Linked DNA regions of Homo sapiens: region 2 is linked to region 1. Evidence: chromatin loops called from intact Hi-C (ENCODE). Cell type or tissue: GM12878. All regions are shown on one strand. Each heading gives the region's core, and the rest is flanking DNA. Links, peaks and the distances in the headings are about the cores only.

Region 1 (10,185 bases), core at 4,306-6,805:
AGAGCCAGGTGTGGTGGCTTATGCCTGTAATCCCAGCACTTTGGGAAGCTGAGGTGGGCAGATTGAGCTCTGAAGTTCGAGACCAGCCTGGGCAACATAGTGAAACCTCGTCTCTACTAAAACAAAAAATTAGCCAGGCAGTGGTGGTGCACGCCTGTAAACTCAGCCTCTAGGCTGAGGCACTAGAATCACTTGAACCCAGGAGGCAGAGGTTCCAGTGAGCTGAGTTCGTGCCACTGCACTCCAGGCTGGGCAACAGAGCAAGACTGTCTCAAAAAAAAAAAAAAATCAACAGCAACAAAAAACTGGACAAGAATGTTCAGTATCACTTTACTCTTAATAGCCCCAAACTGAAACAACCCAAATGTCCCTAGATGGGTAAATAATTTGTGACATTGGCATACAATAGAATATTATAAATTAACTTTTTAAAAAGCAACTACTGTACAAACAAAATTATGGATGAATCTTACAGACATAATGTTGAGGGGAACATCTAGAAAGAAAAGAAGTACATTCTTCATGATCCAATTTATTTGGAAGTAAATAAAATTAACCAACAGTGATGAAGGTCAGAACAGTGGTTACTTGTTGAGGAGGTAATGACCAGGAGGGGCAACAGGGAGCCTTCTGTGGTGCTGGTGGTGTTCTATATCTTGATATCATTTGTGGTTACAGGAGTGTGCCCACTTTGCCAAGATTCATTAAGCCCTTAGGATTTAGGTGCTTAACTGTATGACTATTACATATTAATAAAAAAGTCAAACCCACAAATGCCCTGGAAACCTGAATTTCAAATTAAAACATGTTTTCACTCAGCTTTATAGTATTGATACAAACTATAGCATATTTTTTGAGTGGGGGACAGAGTCTTGCTCTATCACCCAGGCAGGAGTGCAGCGGTGCAATCTCGGCTTACTGCAACCTCCACCTCCTGGGTTCGAGTGATTCTCATGTCTCAGCCTTCCGAGTAGCTGGGATTACAGGCCAGCACCACCATGCCTGGCTATTTTTTTCTGTATTTTTAGTAAAGATGGGGTTTCGCCATGTTGTCCATGATGGTCTTGAACTCCTGGGCTCAAGAGATCCACCCACCTCGGCCTCCCAAAGTGCTGGGATTATAGGCGTGAGCCACTGCACCCAGCCTATAGCATAATGTTTTTGTAAAAGTTCTATAAGTTGTAGAAACTGAAATTCCAACTAATGTATTGTTCTAACATAATAGAAAGATTTTATTTTATTTTATTTTATTTACATATTTTTGAGACAGAGTCTTGCTTTGTCACGACCAGGCTGGAGTGCAGTGATGCGATCTCAGCTCACTGCAACCTTCTCCTTGTGGGTTTAAGTGATTCTCAGGCTGACTCCTGAGTACAGGCGTGCACCACCACACCTGGCTAATTTTTGTATTTTTAGTAGAGACGGGGTTTCACCATGTTAGCCAGGCTGGTTTTGAACTCCTGACTTCAAGTGATCCCCCTGCCTAGACCTCCTAAACTGTTGGGATTACAGGCGTGAGCCACGGCGCCTGGCAATAGAAAGATTTTAGTGTCCACTTGTGTGTGTGTGCATCCTTTAAAAATCAATAGATATATAGAATGCTCTTATTAGAAAACATCTGCACTATACTTTAATAACTAATTAATTGGTCTTCCATTCTTAGGGATTTATGCTCTGCATGAACAGATCCGAGGAGACCAGTTACAATTATTGTACAAACTAAGGCCAAATTAGGCAGTAGACTCTCCTGATGTTCTAATATTTTGAAATGTAGAAGGAACTGTTTGAATGCCTAATAAGGCTTTTACAAATTTTGGGACTTCATGATCAAAGCAAACTACAATTAATACTCATGGAAGATTAACTAAGAGAAAAATGCAAAGGTGAATCAATATCCTTGAGAGAAGACTGAGAAATAGAGCAAGCCAGCAAGGGTTTTAGAGCCTACAGGATTCCTCTTTTCAAATAGTAATTATATATATATTCAAACATTCTCTCTCTTTCCCCCTCTCTCTCTCTCTCTCCACACACACACACACACACACACACACACACACACACACACACACTCTCACAACTCTGCAAGATACTCTTGTTATCCTCCTATTTCATGGATATAGAAGCTGAGGCTTAGAGAGATTATGTTGTTCAACTCAGGACACCATGTCCGTGAGTGGAGGGTCCATTATTTAAATATAGATATGGCCAACTCTATAGCCCATGCTTTTATTCACTCCTATTCACAGCAGTATTTCTTGAAGTATGAATTATGCCACCTGCATCCAAATAGCAGGGGAAGCTTGTCAAGTATTCATTCCCAGGTGCCCAGTGCAGCTGGAGTTTCTGAAGTTGGAGCTTATGAGTCTCCATGTTTCTTAAGGGCTCTGAAGGTTGAGAAAAACCGCTTCGGTTTTGCTGTCATGATTTTGAATAGGAGTGGGACATTTTGTCCAAACCCAACTTAGCAAGTACCAAGTTTACTCAAGTATCAAATAATAGAAGAGAATAATGCTCCTTAAGTGTGTACATGCTGTTGTTGTCGCACACAATTCCTCTCCCATTCACTAGCATTTTACCTGAGATTTTCAAGAGTGTAGATGTTTTCTAACCATTTTCAAGCTGTTGAGTGCAGTATACACAAAGGAAACATTGAGTTTGTTTAAATAAACATTTGTAACTCCCAAGAAGAGTATGTGCCTATTGATTGTTTCCACTACATTCTAAATATTAAGTTGAAGCAATACATTAATCAGAGGGACCATTATTCTGCCTACGCTGTTCTCTGTATCAAACCCCTTGAGACTGGTTGAAATACCAAATATGATGTGGCATGTGTTTCTTCAGTAAAAGATAGAAGACAAAAAACGATGTGAAAACAATCAAATAATATGTAACGGCTGATTCTTTCAGCCTTAATGAAGTTATTAGGATGTTTCCTTCTCCAAAGCCTTACTTTCTTTAAAAAAATGAAAGGAAGATGGGAAAGGGGTAAATAGAGGTTGTTAAAGCTTAAACTTTGCATTTTCTCCCCTCTCAGTTTTTAGAAACAATATTGAAAATTTGAAAATTTCTTGGTACAGGGACAGAAAAACAACAGTAAATAATTAAGAAGCTGAGTCATTAGGGATGTGAAGTGCAGTCAGACTTGGGTTTGAGGCCAGCTCTTCTACTGAGCATTAGGATCTTCGGTGAGTTCCTTATCATCTCTCTTCAGTTTCCTCCTCCTTAAGTATAATAAGAATGGGACTTATTTCATGGGGCTCAGAATCCCCTTTACATGAAATAATTGCATGCGCGATGGATAGTACAGTGCCTGGAACATAGTAAGCATATAAAAGTCATTAGCTATTATTGTAACTGCTATTGTCTGTTTCTTCTATGATACTTACCATTTATGTTGAATGAAAACTTCCTTTAATAGAAACTAAATATGAAATGTACTATTAGAAATTTCGTGAGTTCAGGAACTTATGAAATAAAAATAACAAGAGGCCATTTAACAACATTTCCAGGCTTGTGTGATTTTAAGGGATCTGCTGCGCCAGGTGTATGCTGCCTTAAACAAGTTCCTTATTGTTTCCTGGATTGTGCTGCTGTAAAGGTTTCTTCTGTTTTCTTCCAGAGCCAGAGTTGCTGGTTTCTTTTCTGTACATTAGCAACTCCCACACCGCTCAGATATAAGGTTTGAGAACCAAAAATAAAGTTGTCTTGTGATACCGAGGAAAAGTTGATAGAAATGAGGTTAGCTTGTCAGTCTGGTATGTTTTCTGAAGATCTCTTCATTCTAGTTCTATTACTATGTGCGGAATTACCATAGTGATTTTTTTCTCTACTAAAAATAAAATTTCCTCCTATATATAGAATGTGTGTTTAGTACAGAAGAATTGAAAAAAATAGAAAAGTAGAAATATGAAAACGAATACTTTCTAATTCTAACAAAAATTAGAGTTAACACTTTGGATTGCTTCATTATAGACTTATTTTTTCTTCCATGGAGATATATATATATATATCTCCATGGAAGAAATACATATATATGTATATATTTCTCATTAACAAGCAAAACTGTGTATAGAGATTTGTATCTGTCTTTTCTCCCTAAGGTATCTTCATAGATATCTCCTATCATAGTATATTTTCCCAATTTAGTTTCTTTTTATTGACATGAAAAATATTTTTAAAGACAGGTCTACCACTCAGGTGTGATTATATTATATTTTAGACATAATTTTTTACTAATTCACTTAGTCATCAAATTTTTATAATGCACTTACTACTCAAAAAGCACTAGACCGTAACTTTTTGTGGACAGGAACTTTGGTCATGTCCACCTCTATCTCCAGTTTCTAGTACTGTGCCTGGGAGGTAGAGATGTGCAGCAGATGTTATTGAACAAATGATTATTGAGTAAACACTTGTTAGTATATCCCTTACCTCAACTAGGGGTTGAAGTTTTCAAAAAAGTCACACTGCTGTCACGAAAGTGTATCTGAGCCAACTCTGTGTTGGATTCTGAAGTGTGGGGGTGACAGGCTTGACTCAGTGAATAGCTTTTTTTTTGTTCCAAGGTCTGGGGGAAAGGAGATCCAGACTCAACTTGTTTTATGGTTTTTAAAATGGAAAAAAAGGATCTTTGCCGATGGCATTTGTGTGTATTTGTGCGCGTGTTTGTGTGTGTGTGTGTGTGTGCACATGGATGTATATAAAAATATACTTTCAAGGCCTGACCCCATGGCACACACCTGTTATCTCAGCACTTTGGGAAGCCAAGGAGGGCAGATTGCTTGAGTTAAGGCTCAGGCATTTGAGACCAGCCTGGGCAACATGGAGAAACGTCGCCTCTACTAAAAATACAAAAAAGTAACTGGGCTTGGTGGCACACGCCTGTAGTACCAGCTACTTGGGAGGCTGAGGTGGGAGTATGGCTTGAGCCTGGGAGGTCGAGGCTGAGTGAGCTGAGATCACACTGCTGTACTCCCGCCTCGGCAACAGAGTGAGACTCTGCCTCAAAAAAACAAAACAAAACAAAACAAAACAAAACAAAACAAAACAAAACAAGTTCTTTCAAAGAAGCTCTTCACATACATATTTATTTTTTGAACAGAAGTATATTTGCATTTGGTCTGCTGAGACCTCTCAAATTACTTCCATAACCTCCCCTCAATGTTCCATCGGTCTTCCAAATACTAAGAACACAGCACTCTCATAGCAAAATGCTTCATAGGTCAACTCAAGCTGGAGCTAGGCAGAAAGTGGTTTCCAATCTGAAAAGGTAATTTCCTTTCTAAGATTTAAGATTAAAAAATAATTGAGGCCCAGGAAGATGGTCTGTCCTATAAGAAAAATGACTTCTTCCCTCGTGACACTTTCTTGTTGGAGGTGAGTTCAGAGTAGAAGTTGGCTGGGAATGTGTGTAGCCTGAGCAGATGGAAGTGGGGGTATGGAGTGGGACCCAATTCCAAACTCATTTAGGTCAACTCATTGAAACAATCATAATCTGTAGGAAGTCCTACAGCACAGACTCTGGCAATATTTCCATGCCCTTGGTCTCATCCCTGTGCCTGTAAAATATACTTATTATGCTATGACTTTTCTGTCTGTGTAACAGGGATGGACATACTTGTAATGTTTCTTTGTTACCTCCGTATTATATTGTTTTTAGGGTTAAATCCAGAAGGAGTAGTGCTGGCTCTCTTGGTTGGAGAAAAGTGCCTAACAGCCACTGCATTACTACTATTTTTAAAATGTTTGATATGTTTTTATCAAAGTAATATGCACACATGTTTAAAAAGCTGTACAGAAAGACTTGTCATGAATGCAGTTGTCCCCTGCTCTGTCCCCTCCCCACCACCAGAGGGAGACCCTTTTAACCATTTCTGTTTTCAAGTGATTACCTTAGTATCTCTAAATGATATTCATTTCCTACTATTTTTTAATTGTTCCAATTGCATTGTCAACTGCTGACTCCTCAGAAGGACCATCAGAAAAGCCTGTTGACCAAGCAAAGCTGAGTTTTTAGACTTATTCCAGTAGGGAGAACACGTTCATAGACTTCTAGTCGTGTCTCAGAAGGAAGAGGTCAGGGAAAGATATCTGTAGAGTTTAGGGTGATTTTTCAGGCTAGTCTTGCAAAGCAGAAACTGATTGGAATTGGGCTGAGGTTATGGCATACTAATTTTTGATTGGTGGGAAAAAGGTGAAACTTTGAACCAAATGTTGATGTTAGTTTTGATAAGTAAGCTATTTAATTAGTTGACAGTCTAATCTTCCAGGAGTAGTTATTCTTTGGAGCAAAGAACTGAGTAATTTATTGTTTTGTCCCAGTATTGTTTAGCATAGAAACAGAAGGCAAGTTTAGTATGCGTTCCTAGGACAGTGTTGAGTAACTTTTTGCTATGATCATGAAGATTGAATCAGATTATTATTATTATTTATTTTTTAGAGGCAGAATCTTGCTCTGCCACCCAGGCTGGAGTACAGTAGGGCAATCATAGCTTACTACAGCTACAAACTCCTGGGCTCAAGCGATACACCACCTCAGCCTCCTGAGTAGCTGGGACTACAGGCATGTACCATCATGCCCTGCTAATTTGAATTAGATGATTTATACCTCCCACCACTCCACTTCTTATTCTTCAAAACTAGCCCATTCCTTCAATGACCAACTCTACTCATGCAAGCTAGAAACTTAAGCTTCCTATTCTTTGCTCCATCACCACAGGTAGCATCTCTTTACCATCCCTTCCCTCAAGCCCCAGTTTTGTAGGATGGATTTGTTCTATGATTCTTGATGATAAGGAAACTCATATTTCTTTAGTTTGCCAAATTAAATAACATCTAACTCAGACCTCACCAGTCTACTTGGCATGATGCCTAATCAGAGTTATTTCGGGTACCCCCTCCCCTCAGGGCTGGAAAATGGTTCCAGGGACTTAATGAGTATTAAGAAAAATCAGGGTACTGGGCTTGATACCTGGGTGATGAAATAATATCCATGACAAATCTCTGTGACAAGTGTTTACCTATGTAACAAACCTTCATATGTACCCCCAAACCTAAACTAAAAGTTAAAATAAATAATTAATTAATTAAATTGATAAATAAATAAAAAGAAAACTCAATTAGTGGTGACTCTTTTTTTCTCTCTAATCTGGGTTCATTTCAGGGAGGTTGGTTCTGAAGCCCCTCTTTCTTCTCTTCCATGCCAGATGTGGCTGCTGGGACTTCATACCATCTTTTAACATTAAGCTTAGTGCTCAGTCCCCAGGGATTCACATACTTGCTCCATCAAAGCTCCTGTCAATCATAGGTAATGGGGCGTGCGTCTGCACTTTCACTGAGCCCTTTCATTCCCTGGTTTTGGGGTAATTCAGCTTTCTCTGGGTTCAGGTTATTTTCCATCACTTCAATTTTTGAGAACCTCCATCTCTGGCACTTCCAGTTCTAGCATTCTAATACATGTGGCAGTTAAGGCCACAGGCTCTGTTATCAGCCTTCCTGTGTTGAAATCATCATTTTCCCCAGACCTCTCTATGCCTTGGAGCTCCCTAAGCCTCAGTTTCCTGGCAAGTGAGAATGACAATAAATCCCTGCTGCATAAGGTTGTGGTGAGGAAGAAATAATGTAATTGTCATGAGGCATTCTTTGCACCATGCCTGGCACTTAGTAAACCTTCAGTAAAGGTCAACTATTCTTATAATTATTATATTGCTCTGTTATTTGAGGGATTTTTTTTTGTTTGAGATGGAGTCTCACTCTGTAACCCAGGCTGGAATCTCGCTCTGTAGCCCAGGTTGGAGTGCAGTGGCACAATCTTGGCTCATTGCAACTTCCAGCCTCTGGCTTCAAGGGATTTCCTCCTCATGCTCCTGAGTAGCTAGGACCACAGGTGCACATCGGGGTTTCACCACGTTGGCCAGGCTGGTCTTGAACTCCTGACCTCAGGTAATCTGCCTGCCTCGGCCTCCCAAAGTGCTGGGATTATAGGCTGAGCCACCATGCCTGGCCTAATTTGAGGTTTTTAAAAACAAAGTCTTCAAGTTTTCTCTGGGCAAGGGAAGCTCAGTACTCCAGTACATAAAGCCCTGGCTCCTTTCTAAGGAGGAGAAGAAAAGAATACGGTGAAAGTTAGGAAGAGATGATTTCTTAACCTGTTTACCCTGTCGCATTAGAAGCCTTGGCTTTATGATAGTACAGAGCTTCCCTAGATCAGGAGATGGCAAACTATAGCCTGCAGTGTTCCTTGTCTGATTTTACAAATATAGTTTTATTGGAACACAGCCACATCTGTTTAAGTTTTATTGTCGCTTAAAATCAGCTTTAGACTATGTAAATCTATGTATGACCCACAAACCTAAGATGCTTAATATCTGTTCCTTCAAGAAAATGTGTCTGGGCACAGTGGTCCATGCCTGTAATCCCAGCACTTTGAGAGGCTGAGGTGGGTGGATCAGGAGGTTAGGAGTTCAAGACCAGCCTGGCCAACATGGTGAAACCCTGTCTCTACCAAAAATACAAAAAAAAAAAAAAAAAAAAAATTAGCCAGGCACAGTGGTGGGCGCCTATAATCCCAGCTACTCTGGAGGCTGAGGCAGAAGAATTTCTTGAACCCAGGAGGCAGAGGTTGCAGTGAGTCGAGATCTTGACACTCCACTCTAGCCTGGGTGACAGAGGAAAACTTCGTCTCAGGAAAAAAAAAAAAAAGGAAAATGTTTGCTGATTCCTGGCTTAGACCATTTAGGTTGACTTAGAATTTAAGTTAAAGTACATTGAAGTTAAATGTGCATGGCTGAGTAGTGTGGGGTCAAGGAAACTACTCTGTGATGCTCAGCCTTCAAACAGAATGACATTGACAGGTCCTTCATGTTAACTGAGCAGGAAAGGCAAATAACTGAGTCAAGGAACATCCCCACTGCCTTCCATGTGTGCTGTAGCGGGCCTCCCAGAAGCTCCTTTGGATTCTGCCCTTACACATGGGCAAGAGAAAAATCCAACTTTTAAAGGACGCCATGTATTGTAAATATCCAAACACAAAGGTAGTTTTTCTTTTCACTCTTGAAAGAAAGTTGAGTAAACAGCAAGGAAGGAAGAAGGAGCTTTTAACCTAACTGGGCCAGTCTCCAGAGCCTGAGGATGCAGGGCCAAGGGCATGTAAGTGTGGCGGTATGGGGAGGGGTGACCTGGGAGGAGAAAATTACAGCCTCTGTGCTAGAAAACAGAGCTGCCTTTTTTCAAGTTGGCTGTCCCAAGTCACCCTAAGCAGATGTCCAGATAGACTGAGTTGCTTAGATAACTAGATGGTATCATTTCTTTGTTTGTTTATTTATTTATATTATACTGTAAGTTCTGGGGTACACGTGCACAAGGTGCATGTTTGTTACATATGTATACATGTGCTATGTTGGTGTGCTGCACACATTAACTCGTCATTTACATTAGGTATATCTCCTAATGCTATCTCTCCCCCATCCCCCCAACCCCATGACAGGCCCTGGTGTGTGATGTTCCCCACCCCATGTCCAAGTGTTCTCATTGTTCAATTCCCACCTATGAGGGAGAACATGGTGTTTCTAGTTCTAGATCCTTGAGGAATCACCACACTGTCTTCCACAATGGTTGAACTAGTTTACAGTCCCACCAACAGTGTAAAAGTGTTCCTATTTCTCCACATCCTCTCCAGCACCTGTTGTTTCCTGACTTTTTAATGATCGCCATTCTAACTGGTGTGAGATGGTATCTCATTGTGGTTTTGATTTGCGTTTCTCTGATGACCAGTGATGAGAGCATTTTTTCATGTGTCTTTTGGCTGCATAAGTGTCTTCTTTTGAGAAGTGTCAGTTCATATCCTTTGCCCACTTTTTGATGGGGTTGTTTGATTTTTTTCTTGTAAATTTGTTTAAGTTCTTTGTAGATTCTGGATACTAGCCCTTTGTCAGATGGGTAGATTGTAAAAATTTTCTCCCATTCTGTAGGTTGCCTGTTCACTCTGATGGTAGTTCCTTTTGCTGTGCAGAAGCTCTTTAGTTTAATTAGATCCCATTTGTCAGTTTTGGCTTTTGTTGCCATTGCTTTTGGTGTTTTAGTCATGAAGCCCTTGCCCATGTCTATGTCCTGAATGGTATTGCCTAGGTTTTCTTCTAGGGTTTTTATGGTTTTAGGTCTAACATTTAAGTCTTTAATCCATCT
Region 2 (10,185 bases), core at 7,337-9,836, 790 kb after region 1:
ACCAACCATTTGGGGCCGATGGCTGCAAAAGTTGTGGTTTCCTCGACTGGTTTCTGCAGGTGGTGGGTCAGTGTTCTATTTTTCTATATAGTCTGGACACTGTCCATTGAATGTTCAGCTTCCCATGGGCTAGAGTTACAATGGTTGTGTTCGCTGTATGTGTGTACTATATTTCTTAGGACATGCTTTGACTTGCGGCCTGGCCAGATTTGAGTTACAACAGAGCTCCGTGCGATTCCAGCTGGCAGTTTGCCAGTGTACTGTTTCCACAGACTTTCACACATCCTCCTTCAGTGACTTCTATACAGAAAACTGGAAACAATATTTTTATAGGTGTTAACTTTTCTGGAAACATTAAAAGTAACACTCAAAATGCTTTTCTTTTGTGTTTACTCAAATATAGTTCTCAACGCAGCTCTGGCTTTCAGAGAAGCCTAATTACTTTCATATACCATGAGAAGTCGATAGAGCATTGGGAAAAGTTATACCTATAAATTTATATTACTTGAGGGAGAATATTTGGTCTTAGAAATATTAATGCAGCCTCCCATCTCATAGGAATTAGTTTTTTTTGTGAAATAGAATTTGATTGACTTTCTGACCCACCAAGCATGTGGCAGGGGAGAAATGTTTTTCCACATTGGCTGTCTCTGAGTTCTTAATTCTAAAGATGTCAGCTTGGAGAAAGGGCAATTTGTTCCTAAAAGAGCTGTACCTGCATATCTGTCTGCTTTGTTCATAGGAGAGATCAATAGAATGGAGGAACAGATAGTCAGACATAGTGTCAGACAATTATTTGGAGGTGGCAGCCATTTGCAGTTAACATACGACTATAACATACTCCAAGAATATTTTCTTCTAAATCATTAAGCTAGTTATTATTTGCATTGAGCAGCAAAAGTTGAAAGTTGCCAATGTAGAAAGCTAAAATAGAGAACCCAGGGGCAGGGGGTGAAATCCTGGCTGTGAATGTTTTTCAACACTAATTTCAAGCCTGTTATTGTCCTGATAGAAACCCCAAATACCTTTCTTCAGTGATATGCATGCAAGTGTAAATTAATGTGCCAGAGAAAATTATTATAGAGAAGTGTCAGGTCACCTGGGCTAGTGCTATTCTTTGTAATATTATACAATATCAATCTACAGTAATACTTTTTTGCAGGCTAGTTGGAGGACAAAAAAGGATCTCCTGTCCTTATTCCTTATCAAAAGCAGTCTTGTATGTGGTGTTAAGGGTACAAAGTGAGAGAGTATAACTAAGTTTAACCAATAGAAGATTACATACTCAGAATGTATGTTCTAGTCAAAATGAAAGTGTGGGCTCTGCCCACTGAATGAAAGCCCACATTTTCCCCCTAGATGTTGGAGAAAGGTCTTCAGGATACCCAGCGATGGGCAGGCTTCTCTTTATGCCTGTCTGTGCCATCAATTTGAGGTCAAGCTTTGCTATTGCTGCTGTTGACTTCTTTCAAGCCAGGCACAGCCACTGGGACCTTTGCTATAACCATCAAGACAGTGCTATATCCCAGGCACAGGAACCCACTGTAAATCTTGCTAGATGAGGGGCTAGAAGAGAGGACAAGATCTCACGGAGGCTCTACTCACTCTCTCCAGACTCAGGCTACTTTCCTACTACCTCTGACGCTTACCTTTCTTGAATAATCCAGCTCTGTTTCTTCTGGGAGCCTGCACAACTGCCTAGAGGAAGGATTACATTTCTAACCTTCCTTGTTTCTAGGTGGGGTTGTATAATCAAATTCTGACAAGTGACAATGAGAAGTGATGGGCGCAACTTCTGGAACATGTCATTAAAGATTGGAAGCCTGCCCTGCCTCCATCCTGCTGCCCAGGCAGTGAATGGCATGGCTGGAATGCCATCTTGGGCTAGGAGAATAAGAACCATCACAGAGGTGGTAGAAGAGAATCTGAAAGCAGCCTGGGTTTTAGATGACCACGGTGCCAGTGGCCAGACAAGTTCTGGTCTGCTGGTCCTCAGACTTACATGAGCAAATTAGACCATGTCTGCTTAAGCCATTGTTATTTTTGTCTGTTGCAGATAGGTATACCTGATTTCTAACAAATAGACTAGATACATATTTTTTATTCGCATCTCCTTTAGTATTCTCAGTAAATTATCATGGTGTATCTATGATTTTATATATATATATATATAGAGAGAGAGTATATATAGTATATATATGGAATATATATAGTATATATATATATAGAGGTTACATATAGAGAATATATAGAGAGATAATATATATATAATAATATATATATTCTACCTAATTTTGATACAATGTGGAGTTCAAAATGTCTTAAGAATACATATAGCTTCTAATTTGATGATTATTTTGTTAAGATAAATCACTTTAACAGCTTTTCATTAAAGGGTAGTTTTGAAATCCGATTTTCTGTTTCTTTTTTCCCCACCTTAAATTCTGAAACACACTGGAAGCTGTTCTGACTGGCACATAGACCATGTAACCCAAATTAATCCCTGTTAATTCATTTTGGTATGGTCGGGGTAAATGCTCCCCGAACTCTCTCTTCTCCCAAAGCCACATGATTTGTGGGACTTTGGGAAGTGTGTACTGTAAGGTAGAGCCAGACAATTCTCCTCCAAATAGCCTAAGTTAGAGTGTGTCAAAACGGAATAATTTCTGTATGGAAAGCACCCTCTTCTGCCGTGTATTTGAACGAACAAACTAAAGAATGAATCTCAGAAGGCTCATTTCATTTTCCTCTCTGCCATTTTCATCTTGTTTCATAGTGTAACATATGGAAGAGCTACTAACTTTAGTCTTCCACGACATGGGGAGGGCCTGATGAATGTACCTGGATTTTGAATTGTTTTCCTATAAGGATTCAGCTTCATATGCTGGTTATTATGTGTGTGTTGGAATTTTATAGCAAGTGGATTTATACAGCCTAGTGGCTGTTTTTCCTTGTTGATATTCTTTGGGGACTTTGCTTGGAACTAGCTCCTGCTCTGGGGCTCCTTGCTGTCAAATAATGTAAACACCAAGGAAGGAAAATACGTCTCAGTCTGTTAAGTCCATCATCTTTCTCTAAGACTATCTCTCATTAGGTTTGGAAATTTTTGAGTAAAGAGAAGGTGGGCCTCCAAACTAGAGGGTCATGCTGTAGTTTAATGAGAGTGAGGGTTATTGGGAGGCAATTAGGGAGCAAAGTCTTCTAGGATCTGTTAAATGTCCACTTGGTTTTTCAGAGTTGGTGAAAATGTATTTGTAATGGAAAATATGTTTTAGTTTGTGGGGTGCTATGCTTTTCCTTTATTCTTATCAGTGGGCTTAGCTTTTCAGAAAGTTCTTTAGGGATTTTATGACATGAGAGCTGAACATATTCTAATCCTGGGCTGACTGTATTTCAGGTAGAAACGGTACTATTGCTGACTTTCATGGGGTTTAGGTGAACTTCTATGATTAAGCAATAGTATTTCCCTAATTCTGTCCATTTTTCCCCCCTGGATGAATCCTTCTTGGAAATCATATCAGTTTGCTTCCTCCTGGAAGCCTTCCCTGATTCCCTCAAGGCTTGATGAGGAGCCCTTTTTCTGTAATCCTGCCATAGCCTGTGCTCTGTCCCTTTGCGTTTAAGTCATCAGTTCAGTTGGCTGTGTCTTCCTAACTCGAGTGCAGGGTCTCTGCCTCATTCACACTTGGAGCTGTGGTGCAACATGTGAGTGTGGAGTAAATATGCGTTGAATTAATGTATTTTTCTAGATGGACTTATTTTACTAATGGAATAAGATTTTTTAGGCATGCACACAGAAGTTGCAAAATAAATATTTGTTGATTGGCTTTCCAGTGCTTAAGTAATTCCCCGCTGCAAGGCAGCCACCTCTAAAACTCATTAATGGTTTTGGATATTATTTATAACATTAAAACAGTTTTCTGAAAGTGCATATATATTATGCCCTGTTTCCTCCTAAGTGCATGGACTCTATGAAAAATAAACAATACATCAATAACATCCTAAGAATTACTGGAAGAAACAGCATGTTGTCTGTTATTCTCTGGGGGTGGAGTGTAAAAGTGGTGGGCAAGGAGGGGTTCTAGTTTGCTGCTGTGGCGATTAGTAACAGCATTTGTAGTATGAATTTTGATTAACTTTTGAATCCATGAAGCAGACCACTGAGTCTGTGAGTAGATGTCATTTGAATTAGATCTTTGATGTCCGCCAAGGTGGTCTGATCTGAAGCGTTCCACAGAGTTCCTCCCTTCTTGCAGACTTGAGCAAGAAAAATTTGGTTCATAATATTTAAAAAAATTTCTAATTGAATTACAATTTTAAATCGTTAACTTATTAGAGAAAAATTATTTTGCAATTTATTTTTAAAACTTGGAAGAGTAAAATTAAAAGAGGACTCCTTCCAGCAGTCTTGTAGATGTGTCCTCTCTTGGAGGCATCACTGTTCACCTGTGTTAGCAGGCCCAGAAACTAAAGTTTGTAAATTTACCCAGAGTTGAAGAGGGTCAAGGCCACAGATTCATACTTACCTAATGCATAAGAAGATGATAAATTAGAATGCCAATGTATTCATTCTCCAGGAGAAATATAGCTGCCAAGTTACATTCATGTTTGCTGGTCAGCACTTTCTCCAGTAAGAAGTCGAAGTGGCAAATTAAATCACAATCAAAAATATACTGCTTTGGTGAAGGTGTGGGGGAAACAAGTAGTATCATATACTATTAATAGAAGTTTAAATTGCTACAACTTCCTGGGAGGGAAAATTTGGCAATATCTCAAAAGTGCCTGTATCCTTTGCCCTTGCCATTTTGCTTCCACAGAGTTATCTTAAAAATATATCCCCCGACGTGGACAAAGCCATATGAAGAAGAGTGTTCCTTATAGCATCATTTCTATTAGCAAAGGATTAGAAAAAGTCTAAATGTTTATTAAAGTGAACTGGTCAAATACATGGACTGTGATGATGTTCAAAAGAACGATGTAAATGTGTATGTACTGTGGAGAATGGCCTCCAGGATATGTTATTCTGGGAAAAGTGAAGGAGAGAACTGTGTGTATAATGGGCTTCCTCCCTTTGTATTAACAGGGAGGAGTTCACACAAATACAAGTGATTGGTTCTACAAAGTGTGTTTCTGAAGTGCCAGAAAGAAGTGGTTGGGCCTGGAAGGAAAACTCACTTTTCACTCCACGTGCTTTGCATCTGTTTGAATGTGTTGCCCTGTGCTTATTACCTTGTGCTTACATTGGGTTATACTTTTTCTCTCTCTATATAAAAAGGTTAATTTGACATTCAAATAGTTTCTCTATTTAAATCTAAAATTAGCACCAAGGAAGGTGGTCTTGTTACATAACCCTGTTGCTGAGTCACCTGTGACTCCAACGGGTGAGTCACCTGCCCGGTAGAACCCATAGGCTCCAACGAGGAGTCTTTCTCAGGAGAATGTCTTTATTCTTTCCTGGACTCATGCAGTCATTGTCTCACATATGTGTCATCATCATATTTATGACCAATTTTTCCTGGAGCTAAATGCTGAATTCTTAAACTTGGGAAACTTCTGACTTCCATAAGCAACACATATACAAGTCACTTCTTAGGGTAAGGTGAATCTGGTGTAAATTACAATCACCAGGACAGGCATGATGGCTCACACCTGTAATCCCAACACTTTGGGAAGCTGAGGCCAAGAGGATCACTTGAGCTTGAGAGGTTGAGGCTGTAGTGAGCCATGATCATGCTACCGCACTCCAGCCTAGGCAACAGAGCAAGACCCTGTCTCAAAAATAAATGAATTAAAAAAATTATAGTCACGAGAGGAGTGTGTGCAAATGCAGTCTTGGATCCCACCCCAGAGGTTCTGAATCAGTTGGTCTGGAGTGGGCTCAGGGACCCCCAGCCTGAGAAGATTCTAATGCAGATGATCTCTATACCCTTCCTTCCCTCCTTCCATTCCTCTCTCCCTCCTTCGATTCTTTTTCTCCCTTTCTCCTTCCCCTCTCTTTCTCCTTCCCCTCTTTATTTTCTTCTCTTCCTTTGAGAATTTTAGAGAGTGGCATTTTTCACATTCCGTACTTAGATTTCAGTCATTTGACTGTTTGTTCTTCCTTTATTGAAGATATATATTTTAAAGAAATCAGTAAATTGTTAGTAACTTCATTTGTTCTGTGTCAGTTGATCTTTAGTGGATATAGGGAGAAAAGAAAATGAAAATATGATCAAGTTCAGCTGCCTTAAGGGCTGAGAGAATGGCCCTTCCAAGTGCTCAGCTTGTAATGAGACCCAGATTATTATGCATAATCATCTCAGCCTAAATCCTTCTTGGTCCACGTGAATGATGGAAGATGGTAATTTGTCTCTAAGAGCAAGGAAGAAAGAACATTTGAGTTAAGTTATGGACAGCTGACCTTTGTTTTTAATCACAACTGCTTTTAAATGGTAATAGCTAGGGAAAAGGCATGACAGAAGAGTGGTGGAAGGGAAAAAAAAAAGGAGAAGGGGCATTGCATGATCTTTGGAGTCAGGCAGACTTGCCTCCTGATACAGATTCTACCCCAGCCAGGCTGTGTGATCTTTGACATGAGACGGAACTTCTCTGTGCCAAGTCTGTGAAATCAGGATAATAAGACAACCGATGTTACCATGGTCAGAGGATAAAATAAAAATATAGGCATACAGCCTAGCATAGTGCCTGGCATTAGCAGAAGCTCAATAAATAGTGGTTAATTATATTAATAAAGCAGCAGGTAATGGAGGTAGAAATAACTACATGGGCTTGTTAGTGGAACTGCGTGGCTTCTAAGGGCCTTCATCCTCACTGTCAGGTTTTACGCCTCAACTGTAGGGACAAAAGACATTTCTCTAAATTCCTTTCTTTATCCCGGTGAATATCAGGTGATTACTTTTTTCTCTTTTTGAGTTTTTTTTAAATTTTATTTTAAGTTCCAGCATACAAGTAAAGAACAAGCAGGTTTGTTACATGTTACATATGTGTGCCATGGTGGTTTACTGAACCTACCAACCCATCATCTAGGTTTTAAGCCCTGCATATATTAGCTATTTGTCCTAATGCTCTCTCTTCCCTTGCTCCCCACCCGCCAACTGGCCCCAGTGTGTGATGTTCCCCTCCCAGTGTTCATGTGTTCTCATTGTTCAGCTCCCACTTATGAGTGAGAACATGTCGTGTCTGGTTTTCTGTTCCTGTGTTAGTTTGCTGAAGATGATGGTTTCCAGCTTCATCCACGTCCCTGCAAATGACATTATCTCATTCCTTTTTTGGCTGCATAGTATTCCGTGGTGTATATATACTACTTTTTCTTTATCTAGTCTGTTATTGATGGGCATTTGGGTTGGTTCCATGATTACTTTTCTGATAGAGAGCTTAGATGGAAGGAAATAATTTTTTAATAAATTTGTAATCCTAGGCAGGATGTTTGAATTTTTTAAAATTTTTATTTTAGGTTCAGGGGTACAGGTGCAGGTTTGTTACATAGGTAAACTCATGTCATGTGGGTTTATTGTACAGTTTATTTCATCACCCAGGTACTAGGCATAGTACCTAATAGTTATTTTTTTTGCTCCTCTTTCTCCTCCAACCCTCTGCCCTCAAGCAGGTCCCATTGTCTATTGTTCGCCTCTTTGTATCCATGAGTTTTCATCATTTAGCACCTAGTTATGAGTAAGCTCATGCAGTATTTGGTTTTCTGTTCTTGCTTTGGTTTTCTAAGTATAATGGCCTCCAGCTCTATCCACATTTCTGCAAAAGACGTGATCTTGTTCTTTTTTTATGGCTGCATAGTATTCCATGGTGTATATATACAACATTTTCTTTATTCAGTCTATCATTGCTGGGCATTTAGGTTGATTCCATGTCTTTGCTTTTGTGAATAGTGCTGCAGTGAACATACTTGTGCATGTGTCTTTATGGTAGAATGATTTATATTTCTCTGGGTTTATATCCAGTAAGGGGATTTCTGGGTTGAATGATAGTTCTGTTTTTACCTCTTTGAATTTCTAAAGTCTCCAGCTGACACTTCTTTGCTGAAGGTGAAGCTCAGGTTTTTGTTGTTGTTTTTATCTCTAACTTTAAACTTTGCTGGATAAGAGCACATCTGTCTATTTTGATGAGTCAATGATCAAGTCATGGAAACTATCAAATAGACTGGGGGGAGGTTATTTCACAGGATTGCTGTCCTCCTACCCTGCTTACCTTTATTTATTCATTTTGACAGGATCTGGAAATAGATGTAAAAGAACTCAGCAGTTTCTATTGCTCATTTTACTGCAGCCAGTGTGCTCATGTGAGAGGGATCTCAGATGATTTCCCCCTTTCTCTGTGGTTCCACTTTTGGTGCCTATATGCAAATCTCAGCTGTGTCTTATAAACCAGCATTCTTGAAAGTGTGCTTCGTGGGATACTAGTCCAATGAGATTCTCCATGAGAAGAAAATTCTTTTGTTTTAAAATGTATGGATAATACTGTATGTTCTAATGCCCTACTTGGAGAGTTCTGATGTACATTAATATACTAAGGGCTCTGAGAAGTCCCCAAGGAGTGAAAACCCACATCTCCCAAATTTATCCAAATCTGGAATTAAAAAAAATAGTAAAACAACTGTAATAATGCCTATAATAGTGTTTCACAGAACCCACTTTGGGAAATATATTTTCATTGACAATGAAAGGGTCCTAGGTAATTGATTCTGTCCTATGACTTATGAACAGATCAAGAAGGAAAAATAGATGACCGGAAGGTGTGTTTCAAAAAGAAACTGGAGTTAGAATTTACATAGTGAAATGTTAACTTTATGTTGAGTTGTGCCTTTGGGTACCAAGCCTGGTTGAATTGGTAGGTCCACTCTGTTGACTCAGTATTGATAGGTCTTTCTTGCTTTCACTGCAAGATTTTTTAAGTCTTGGAATTTCATTAAATATTTTGTTGCAGAATGTGTAACAAGCTTTGGATCTGAATGAAAAATAACATCATGTGAGTCTATGAATAAATAATTGAAATTGTCTATGAATAACTTAAGGGTGACTACCACTACAGCTTTACAATGTAAAGAGTTTCAGTAAACTCTAACAAAATGCACCTGTGTCTGACTCCAAAAATTGCTTTCTGAAGATTGTAGAGGTAGATTTATTTGAATCTACGTATCTCTGATTACGCATGAATGTGTTGTATCGTTTCAGGAGCATTCAAGTCCTGGATATCCTTTTCTAAAGCTTAGAAATTTTCAGAATTAGTTATAGGCCACTCAGCTTCAGCTTACTCTCACATGAACTATTGTCATATTTATTGACAAATAGGGAGGGATATAATCCCTTTTTAGATATTCCAGCTCACCTAGTAGCTATAAATGTTCTCTTTTATTTTCTAATCTTGCAGAAGTAGAGGGAAAGGATTGTATTAAAATAGTTTTGTTGATGCCTGAAGTGATGCAAAACTAAGATGAAGGCAGCAAATGCAGAAAAAATAAATTCAAAATGATTTGTTTAGATTAGGTTTATGGGCTCATGTAGTTTAGTGGAGTGAGACCAGGAACCAGAAATAATCAGAGAGCCTCTTGCTTAAAAACAAATAATATATAGTTCAGGAACATTAGAACATTGCTAGATATTACATTGTAAGGATCTTCATTCAGTAGTAGCAAAAATAAAAAAGGGAATAGGCTCATGGATAATTAGCATGATGCAGAAGTGAAAATGGCACCTCTTGGATCACAGTTGTACAATGCAGTGCAGGACTTTGTAACTTCTTTCCTTTTGTCCATGTTAGATGAACACATAAAATTACAGAAGATAATTGAAGATAAAAGATTCTGATAAATTTCTGATCCTATGCAAAAATGATTGAACTCCTTAGTCTCCAGTTGACCATATTTAATATAAAAGGGGAATGCATTTGGGATTCCAAAGGGAGTAGTAACTCAAGGATGATCTAAAATGGTGATTAATCCTAAATACATTTGTTTATTACTTGGGGAAATTCTTTCCTTTCCCTGAACCCACAGTTACTGCCACCGCCACCGCAGCTCACAAGGGTTGTATGTGTGTATGTGTAAAACAGATCTAAGAGGAGTTTGTCTGTTGGAAAGGGGTAATGGATAGAGGTATGCTGGCCAATGTTTAACAATTGCTCTCAGAGGGGAAAAAAAGCCTAATTTGTAACACTTGTGAATACACATTTCTG

Evidence for each region. Peaks named below come from ENCODE experiments on the same cell type or tissue, not always from the same donor. Only the 100,000 strongest peaks of a DNase experiment are listed, where the experiment ranks them.
Region 2: it touches region 1 in a loop (2.8-fold over the local background); 9 of 110 quality-filtered maps call a loop at or near these places.

The regions. Positions count from the first base shown.
Region 1 is chr3:61,366,993-61,377,177 of GRCh38, reverse strand. All of the region lies in intron 3 of LOC105377114 (a long non-coding RNA gene), which reads left to right. Among named protein-coding and RNA genes, the nearest start is that of FHIT, 120 kb to the right of the region's middle. In GM12878, for the core only: a CTCF peak has its summit at 5,845 (motif pointing right); no DNase peak of the experiment used is centred there.
Region 2 is chr3:60,584,257-60,594,441 of GRCh38, reverse strand. The region is part of intron 4 of FHIT (fragile histidine triad diadenosine triphosphatase); the gene reads left to right. Among named protein-coding and RNA genes, the nearest start is that of MIR548BB, 29 kb to the left of the region's middle. In GM12878, for the core only: no CTCF peak of the experiment used is centred there; a DNase peak (open chromatin) is centred at 8,348.